Regions from separate parts of the Homo sapiens genome. Here region 2 is linked to region 1. The links are chromatin loops, found by intact Hi-C in ENCODE. Cell type or tissue: endothelial cell of umbilical vein. All regions are shown on one strand. Each heading gives the region's core, and the rest is flanking DNA. Links, peaks and the distances in the headings are about the cores only.

Region 1 (4,395 bases), core at 287-4,286:
TGGTGTTGGTTACTGGCATGTTGTTTTTAAGCCAATAGTTAAGTGATGCTCCTTTAAACAGAATATGAATTCCTTTGCAAGTATTTGAAAAAGACTAGATGCCCTTTATAGAAACAGCATTTTATTCCTCCAGAGGAAAGTCAGTTCACAAAATTATTAAGCCTAGTGATTAATTATTTTTTAGCCCTTCACTGTCTTTGGTACTCCTCTTGATTTTTAAAATGGTTGATGACAGATACTCCACAGAATCCTTAGAATTCTACTGATTTGATTATTACTTGCCATCTTTACTCCATACAGAAGGAATATGTGGATTAAACACAAAGGCAGCTCCAAAATTACTTTATTCACTGAAGCAGAACATCATTATTACTTCAAGAAAAGCAAACTGAAGAAATAAAACTCTAAAAGTACAAAGTTATTTATAGATTGTGTGTAACATTGGACATTTAGTAATGCAGCTTAATGGGTTTAGTGCAGTGACTTTCCACTCATTTCATGATTTGATTGGAACATTAAAAAACTTTAACTAACCTTGACAGTCTTTGACAGCTGGCACTTACTAAAGAGCTTATTACATTTTTCCTTCAGGATTGATACTCTGGCTAGCTAATTGATCAGAGTACTTAATCATTTCAGAAACTAATTTGTCTTTCATGTGATGGCCCAAATAAAGGAGAAGAATGCAGCCTGTGAAATCTGCCTCTGTGTTCACAGATTTCCTTCTTCTAGTTGCCAACCGTTGCATGGGACTGACTGTATGATTGTAAATTTCAAAAGGCCACTGCTTATCTTGCTTTCTGTATTAATTCAGGAAACAATCCAAATTTAAATGGTGCCCTTTAAGAAGAATCTTATAATAGGATAATGTGCTTTCTGTTATAAATCTGTTAACTGAATTCCAAAGCCATGTATTTTCTAGGTCTGGAGAATGTACCAGAAGGGTCTTAGAATACTGTTCAAATCCCTATGGAAATAAAACCAGAAATTGCAGAACACCTACCTTTTTCTTTAGATTAATACTTGCCCTTATTTTGCTCTAATTCAGGAGACGATAATAAAGGAAGGAATTTCATTTAAACTATCAAATAAACGTAAATGTGTTATTCTGCCTAATTAACATTTATAAATTTGTAAGATCTATGCACTTTCCAAGTCCATTTCTTTTTTTTTTTGAGACAGAGTTTTGCTCTTTTTGCCCAGGCTGGAGTGCAATGGCAGGATCTTGGCTCCCTGCAACCTCCGCCTCCCGCGTTCAAGCAATTCTCCTACCTCAGCCTCCCAAGTAGCTGGGATTACCGGCATGTGCTACCACGGCCAGCTAACTTTTTGTATTTTTAGTAGAGATGGGGTTTCACCATATTGGTCAGCTGGTCTTGAACTCCAGACCTCAGGTGATTCACCCGCCTCGGCCTCCCAAAGTGCTGAGATTACAGGCATAAGCCACCGCGCCCGGCCCCAAGTATGTTTCTTAACTTTTTAAGGTAACACAATACAGAGCACTTTTTATAATTTGAGTAAAATAAAAGACTAAATATATTGCTGAAACTAAAAATATACAAATTTGCAGAATTCTTCTGAGTTGAATATGAAAAATGGCAAACTGATAACTTGTCAAAGCTGTCTCTACAAAGGCAAAGTCAAAGTTTGCATTGAAAAATGACTTTGTAGCTGGGCACAGTGGCTCACGCTTGTAATCTCAGCACTTTGGGAGGCCAAGGCAGGCAGATCGCCTGAGGTCAAGAGTTCGTGACCAGCCTGACCAACAAGGAGAAATCCCATCTCTGCTAAAAATACAAAATTAGCCAGGCGTGGTGGTGTATGCCTGTAATCCCAGCTACTCGGGAGGCTGAGGCAGGAGAATCACTTGAACCTGGGAGGTGGAGGTTGCAGCGAGCCAGATTGCTCCATTGCACTCCAGCCTGGGCAACAAGAGCGAAACTCCATCTCAAAAAAAAAAAAGAAAAAAGAAAAAGAAAAATGACTTTGTATGCAGGTGTGTGTCTTATAGAAGCCTTGTCTTATGCAGGCATTCTACCCTATATTAGTGACTAATGAGTGTGAGTAAATGACTTGTTTCTACAAAGGATTCTAGGTGCTTACATCATTCATCTTGTCTGGCATGAAGGAGTCTTTAGCCCCAGGGAACGGGTAAGATAGCATCCTGATGATTAACTTTCTTTAAACTTGGTTTTATCAGTAACGTCATTGTTACTGATTGTTACTCACCTACAGGTGAGGAGTAGATTACATATGCAACAGATCTTTCTTTTTTAGACAATTCATGGCAGCCAGGAGAGAAATAAAGCTGTATCTTTATTAAATATGTAAATTATTCCTCCACTCATACTGGCTTAGCTCCTCTTCCTCTTCCTTTTAATGAGAGCAGTTTAAATTAGAGCTGCTTGGCGTATGGCAGCCAGGCCTGGGATGAGTGTTTTGTCTCGGGGGATGGAGAGGGATCATTAAAAGTTATCTATGTATTTTTTATCTTTGACCCTACTGTCTTAAGATAATCTTAAAAAGAGAAGTTGACTGTAAATATTGTTTAGCCCCACCCCATCCTTGCAAAAGAAATCAAAAAATAAAACACAGATCCCAAATAAGTATTTTTAAGAGACTTGGACAAACATATGCTTTCTGCTCCTATGCTCCCTCTTTTGGCAAACTGGAAGTACTTTCTTGGCAAACATCGATATTTTCACAATTTCCTTTCCAGAATTGCTGAGAGGCTTGAGTCACCAAACTTGGTTTACTGCTATGGAAATTCACTATTCCGAGCACAGGAAGAAATTAAAGATTTTTGTTTTTCGGTGAAAGTATGTGTTTACACCTCAGTTCAGAGTGTAACAGCAGGTTCCTGGCTTGGCTGCTTAATGCTGCATGCGATATCCTGGTAAACAGTCATAGAATTTTGGAGCTTGAAAGGAACCTCAGAATGATTCATATAATCATTTATTAGATCAGGAGCTTTGAGGGATCTCTTCCAACCTCTCTCCAGTGTGGAAATCAGTTCTGTAGCGCATGTAGCGAATCACTTTCCAGCCATAGTAGTGTACCCGCAATGCGGCTCACTCCTCATGAGGGAGCCTGTTTCATTGTTAGAGCACAACCTAATTAAGTTATTGGTTCTGAAACTGAAGCAGACTTACAAAGGACTTTTTATGAACTTCAGTTATGCAAAGCAAGATTTAACAAATTTTATTCCCTGAAGCTCTAATCACGACCATGATCATGAGTGATTCAAGCAAATAACCTGGTACTGAGCACTCCATTTGTACCAGGCACTGTCCTAAATGCTTTATATGTGTAGAACTAACATAACTCTCACAATAACCTTATGAGGCAGCTGCAATTATCCGCATTTTATAGATAAGGGAACTGAAGCACAGAGAGACTTTCACAATATTATACAACTAATGATTGTGGCAGAGCCAGGATCCAAAACCTGTGCTCTTAAGTACTTATATTGCAGTGTGACCCATGTATATACCTATTGTATATAAGCAAACAGATTGATGTCTGTTTATGAGTTATGGTATGAAATAATTTTTAGTGCTTATTATAAAATTATAGTACCTTTTTTTAAAAAATGTGTTTGCTTACTATACCTAAAGAATAAACTTTACTAAATGGTTAAAAGTAACCTCAACCAACCAGATGAGGGAATTATACTGAAAATAAATGTTCAGTAAATGAATGAAAGAAATGAGTAGTAGTTTTAAATACAGAGCAAACTGAAACTTTATAGGGTTATCATTTAAATCTATCTGTGTGTTAAAATCATGCATGTCTCCAATTGCTGGACATTTAGATCAACTCCAGTTTTTCACTTTATGAACAATGCTGGAATGAAACTTAAAGATTGAAATACAGCTGGGTGGCCAGGCACGGTGGCTCACGCTTGTAATCTCAGCACTTTGGGAGGCTGAGGTGGGCGGATCATGAGGTCAGAAGTTCCAGACCAGCCTGACCAACCCAGTGAAACCCCATCTCTACTAAAAACACAAAAATTAGCTGGGCGTGGTGGCAGGTGCCTATAATCCCAGCTACTTGGGAGGCTAAGGCAGGAGAATCTTGAACCCAGGAGGCCTCCGCCTGGGTTGCAGTGAGTCGAGGTCACACCACTGCACTCCAGCTTGGGCGACAGAGCTAGACTCCGTCTGGAGAAAAAAAAAAAAAGAAAGAAAGAAATACAGCTGGGTGTGGTGCTCATGCCTTATCCTAGCACTTCGGGAGGCTACGGCAAGAGAATCACTTGAGCCCAGGAATTTGAGGCCAGCCTGGCCAACATGGTGAAACCCTGTCTCTACTAAAAATACAAAAAATTAGCCGAGTGTGGTGGTGCACGCCTGTAGTCCCAGCTACTTGGGAGGCTGAGGCAGGAGAACCGCT
Region 2 (4,395 bases), core at 320-4,319, 210 kb after region 1:
GGACACAGGGCTCGTGGGCCTCACCTGGACAATAAGTGACTGCATCTCCATCACCACAATATGTACTCGATCCCAGGCGGAGGGCAAGGGGGCTGCGGCCACAGTGAAGAGGGAGTAGGGGACTCACCCCTCCTGCCTTCCTGTAGCCGAAGGGGGCTGTCCAACCTAGTGCAGGGACTAGGGAAGGTGGGGAAGGATGAAAAGTGTGAGCCCCACGTGGTGACAAAGACAGTTTGGCTGGGGGAATCCTGGGGGCCAGCACCCCCCTCCATTGGCCACACCTGCTGCTGCCAGGGCAGTGGAGTAGGGCGTGCCAGGATGAGATGGGGCTTGGGCCCCTTTTAAGGCCAGGGGAACCCTCCCAGGCCCCACTATGGGAGGCCAGAGGGAACAGTGAAGCAGAGAGGGCGCCCCCAAACCAAAAGCCCAGAGAGCAATGTCCCCACCACCAACGGAGTGGGGACGCAGCAGGTGCAGGGTGCGGCTAAGTGAGATGCTAGCCTTGTCCAGGAGGGCATGTGTGTATGCGTGGGTGGGCGGGGGGAGCTGGGAACTGAGGCCAGGGGAAAACTGCTCCCCACTCAGCCCATGGGAGCCCTGCAGTGGCTGGTGTGCTGCGTAGTGTGGTGGTGTGGGCACAGGTGGAAGATGGGGGTGGCGGCCAGAGGCGGTGGTGATGGTGGGCCTGCGGAAGGGGCGAGGGCGGTGGGAGCGGAGCAAAGCTGTCCAGTCCCAGAAGGCAGCTGCTCCTCCAGTGAGGAGCAGGCGGCACGCACGGTTCACTGCTCCTCCTCCGAGGACTCTTGCGAGATGCCCTCCTCTTCCTACTTCTCCAGTTTTTTGGGTCTGCCCCTTGGTTTCCTTCCTGGAGTTATGGTGGTTTTCCGGGTCTTGGCGGCACCCTTGTTTTTGCTTCCCTTTGGTTGGCCCCGAGGTCTCTTAGGTGTTGGCACTTCGCTGGGCTCCTTCTGACTCCCTACAAGCGCTGTCCCAGGACTCATCGGAGGCTGCTTGCGCGGCCTGCCCCGGCCCCGCTTCTCAGTGCCCTCCTTTTCCTGCTTGGAGGCCAAGGGCTGGCTGGACTTCGAGCTCGACTCGCTCATCTTCCCTTCTCTAAGGAGCAGGTGAAAGAGTGATGGCTGGGATGCTTCTTGGAACCGCGCCAGCGCGAGAAATAGCCCTGGCTCGGAGTCCCAATTAGAGGACGGCTGAACTATTTTCAGTGTGTGCGTGTGTGTGTGTGTGTGTGTGTGTGTGTGTGTGTTCCCAGCATTCAACAATATGAAGTTGAGTTGCTTGATCAAAAATAATAAAATCTGGAGGCTGGGAGCAGTGGCTCACGCCTGTAGTCCTAGCACTCTGAGAGGCTGAAGCAGGAGGATCACTTGAGCCCAGGAGTTCGAGATCAGTGTGGGCAACATGGTGAGACCCCATCTTTATTTAAAAAAAAAAAAAAAAAAAAAAAAAGGCCGGGCGCGGTGGTTCACACCTGTAATCCCAGCACTTCAGGAGGCCGAGGCGGGTGGATCACGAGGTCAGGAGATTGAAACCATCCCGGCTAACACGGTGAAACCCCGTCTCTACTAAAAATACAAAAAATTAGCCGGGCGTGGTGGCGGGCGCCTGTAGTCCCAGCTACTCGGGAGGCTGAGGCAGGAGAATGGCATGAACCAGGGAGGCGGAGCTTGCAGTGAGCCGAGATGGTGCCACTGTACTCCAGCTTTGGCGACAGAGTGAGACTCCGTCTCAAAAAAAAAAAAAAAAAAAAAAAAAAAAAAAGAAGGGGAAGAAAATAAAAATCTGAGAACTATTACTAAATTACCTTGTCTAAAAAGTCAACATTATAATTGTTTTTAATGTCAGCATTACATTTCAATTAAAGCTGTATTTTAAAGTTCATACTATTGGACCGGGCGTGGTGGCTCACGCCTGTAATCCTAGCACTTTGGGAGGCTGAAGCGGGTGGATCACCTGAGGTCAGGAGTTTCAGACCAGCCTGGCCAACATGGTGTAACCTTGTCTCCACTAAAAATCCACAAATTAGCTGGGCATCGTGGCGCACGCCTGTAATCCCAGCTATTTGGGAGGCCGAGGCAGGAGAATCGCTTGAACCTAGGAGGTGCAGGTTGCAATGAGCTGAGATTGCGCCACTGCAATCCAGCCTGGGTGACAGAGCAAGGCTCTATCAAAAAAAAAAAATCAGACTATATTCATGTATAATTTATAATAAATCATTTGGAAATTGTCCTCTTGCATATATTAAAAAACAAAATATAACAAAACAAAACACCTACCACGATAAAGTCCCAAGGGGAAATGGTCCAGAAGCTAGTTCCAGCGCCTGTGGCCCGTGCGCCCCCTGCTGGCAGTAACGGAACTGGGAACAGGACCCAGAGTAAGCTGGTTTTCTATCATGATGGTTCCACAATTAAAAAAAAAAAAAAAAAAGGGGCCGGGCACGGTGGCTCACGCCTGTAATCCCAGCACTTTGGAGGGCCAAGGCGGGCGGATCACGAGGTCAGGAGATCGAGACCATCCTGGCTAACACGGTGGTCTCTACTAAAAATACAAAAAAGTTAGGGGGGCGTGGTGGCGGGCGCCTGTAGTCCCAGCTACTCGGCAGGCTGAGGCAGGAGAATGGCGTGAACCCGGAAGGCGGAGCGAGGCGGAGCTTGCAGTGAGCCGAGATCGCGCCACTGCTCTCCAGCCTGGGAGACAGAGCGAGACTACGTCTCAAAAATATATATATATCTATATAGATCTCTACAGATATCTAGATATCTATCTATATATATAGATATTTATCTATAGATATATCTACATATCTATATATAGATCTATATATCTACATATCTATATATAGATATATCTATATAGCTCTATATATCTACATATCTATATATAGATCTATATCTATCGATCTATATATCTAGATATATAGATCGATAGATCTATATCTAGATACATATCTAGATATATAGATCGATAGATCTATCTCTAGATATCTATAGATATCTCTAGATATCTAGATATGTCTATAGATATATATACATACATACATATATTTGGCTGGGCGCGGCGGCTCACGCTTATGCCAGCACTTTGGGAGGCCAAGGCAGGCGGATCACTTAAGGTCAGAAGTTTAAGACCAGCCTGGCCAACGTGGTGATATGTTTAAAATAAAATTTTTTTTTCTTTTTTGAGACAGGGTCTCAACTCTGTCGCCCAGGCTGGAGTGCAGTGGTGCGATCATGGCTCATAGCAGCCTCGACCTCTAGCCACCAGGCCTGGCCCCAAACCTGTAATCTTGAAATGAATCAGGGTGGCTTTCTCTCCTTTCTGACATGTCTGTAACCCCTGTGGCAGAAGTTCCAACCCAAACACCAAAACTCTGATTCTGGGTTAAGAATTTTAATTTAGGACAGGTGCAGTGGCTCATGCCTGTAATCCCAGTGTTTGGGAGGCTGAGGTGGGTGGATCACTTGAGTCCAGGAGTTTGAGACCAGCCTGGACAACACAGCAAAACCTTGTCTTGCTGGGCGCTGTGACTCACACCTGTAATCCCAGGACTTTAAGAGGCCGAGGTGGATGGATCACTTGAGGTCAGGAGTTTGAGACCAGCCTGGCCAATATGGTGAAGCCCCGTCTCTACTAAAAATACAAAATTAGCCAGGCGTGGTGGCACAAGCCTGTAATCCCAGTTACTCAGGAGGCTGAGGCAGGAGAATAGCTTGAACCTGGAAGGCAGAGGTTCCAGTGAGCCAAGATTGCACCACTGCACTCCAGCCTGGGAGACAGAGAGAGACTCAGTCTCAAAAAAAAAAAAAAAAAGCAAAAAACAAACCAAACCAAAACAAAAAACACAAAAAAACATGATACCCCATCTCTACCAAAAATACAAAATTAGCTGGGCCTGGAGATGTGTGCCTGTAGTCCCAGCTACTGGGGAGGCTAAGGCGAGAAGATTGTTTGAGCCCAAGAGGTCGAGGCTGCAGTGGGCCGTGTTCATGCCACTGCACTCCAGCCTGGGCAACAGTGATACCCTGTTTCAAAAACAAACAAACAAACAAATTTTAATTAAACAAACAAAACCCCCCACGACACACCACCACCACTCTTTTGGCTTCAGGACTGTCCTTCTGTTTATCTATGGAGTAGGTTTTCACATATCCATTCCTTTTGCTGTGTGAACTGTGGTATTTAGCTAGCTTGTAATTCAAGTCTTTAAACAGATGCTCAAGAGCATTTAACCCACATATTAAAATCATATATTCACCCGTAAAAACAAAATGCAAATACTCTAATCATTCAAGTACTACCATAAACTCTAGGTTTTTTTTTTTTTTTTTGGAGATGGAGTCTCACTCTCTTGCCCAGGCTGGAGTGCAGTGGTGC

Evidence for each region. Peaks named below come from ENCODE experiments on the same cell type or tissue, not always from the same donor. Only the 100,000 strongest peaks of a DNase experiment are listed, where the experiment ranks them.
Region 2: it touches region 1 in a loop (8-fold over the local background); 4 of 110 quality-filtered maps call a loop at or near these places.

What each region holds. Positions count from the first base shown.
Region 1 is chr12:110,221,806-110,226,200 of GRCh38, forward strand. No RefSeq gene overlaps it. Among named protein-coding and RNA genes, the nearest start is that of ATP2A2, 57 kb to the right of the region's middle. RefSeq lists an enhancer at 1,941-2,441. In endothelial cell of umbilical vein, for the core only: a CTCF peak has its summit at 2,673; a DNase peak (open chromatin) is centred at 2,816.
Region 2 is chr12:110,429,180-110,433,574 of GRCh38, forward strand. It overlaps the pseudogene HMGA1P3. Among named protein-coding and RNA genes, the nearest start is that of ARPC3, 19 kb to the right of the region's middle. RefSeq lists enhancers at 1-120, 2,558-2,667. In endothelial cell of umbilical vein, for the core only: a CTCF peak has its summit at 2,360 (motif pointing left); a DNase peak (open chromatin) is centred at 2,382; H3K4me3 peaks cover 381 bases; H3K27ac peaks cover 312 bases.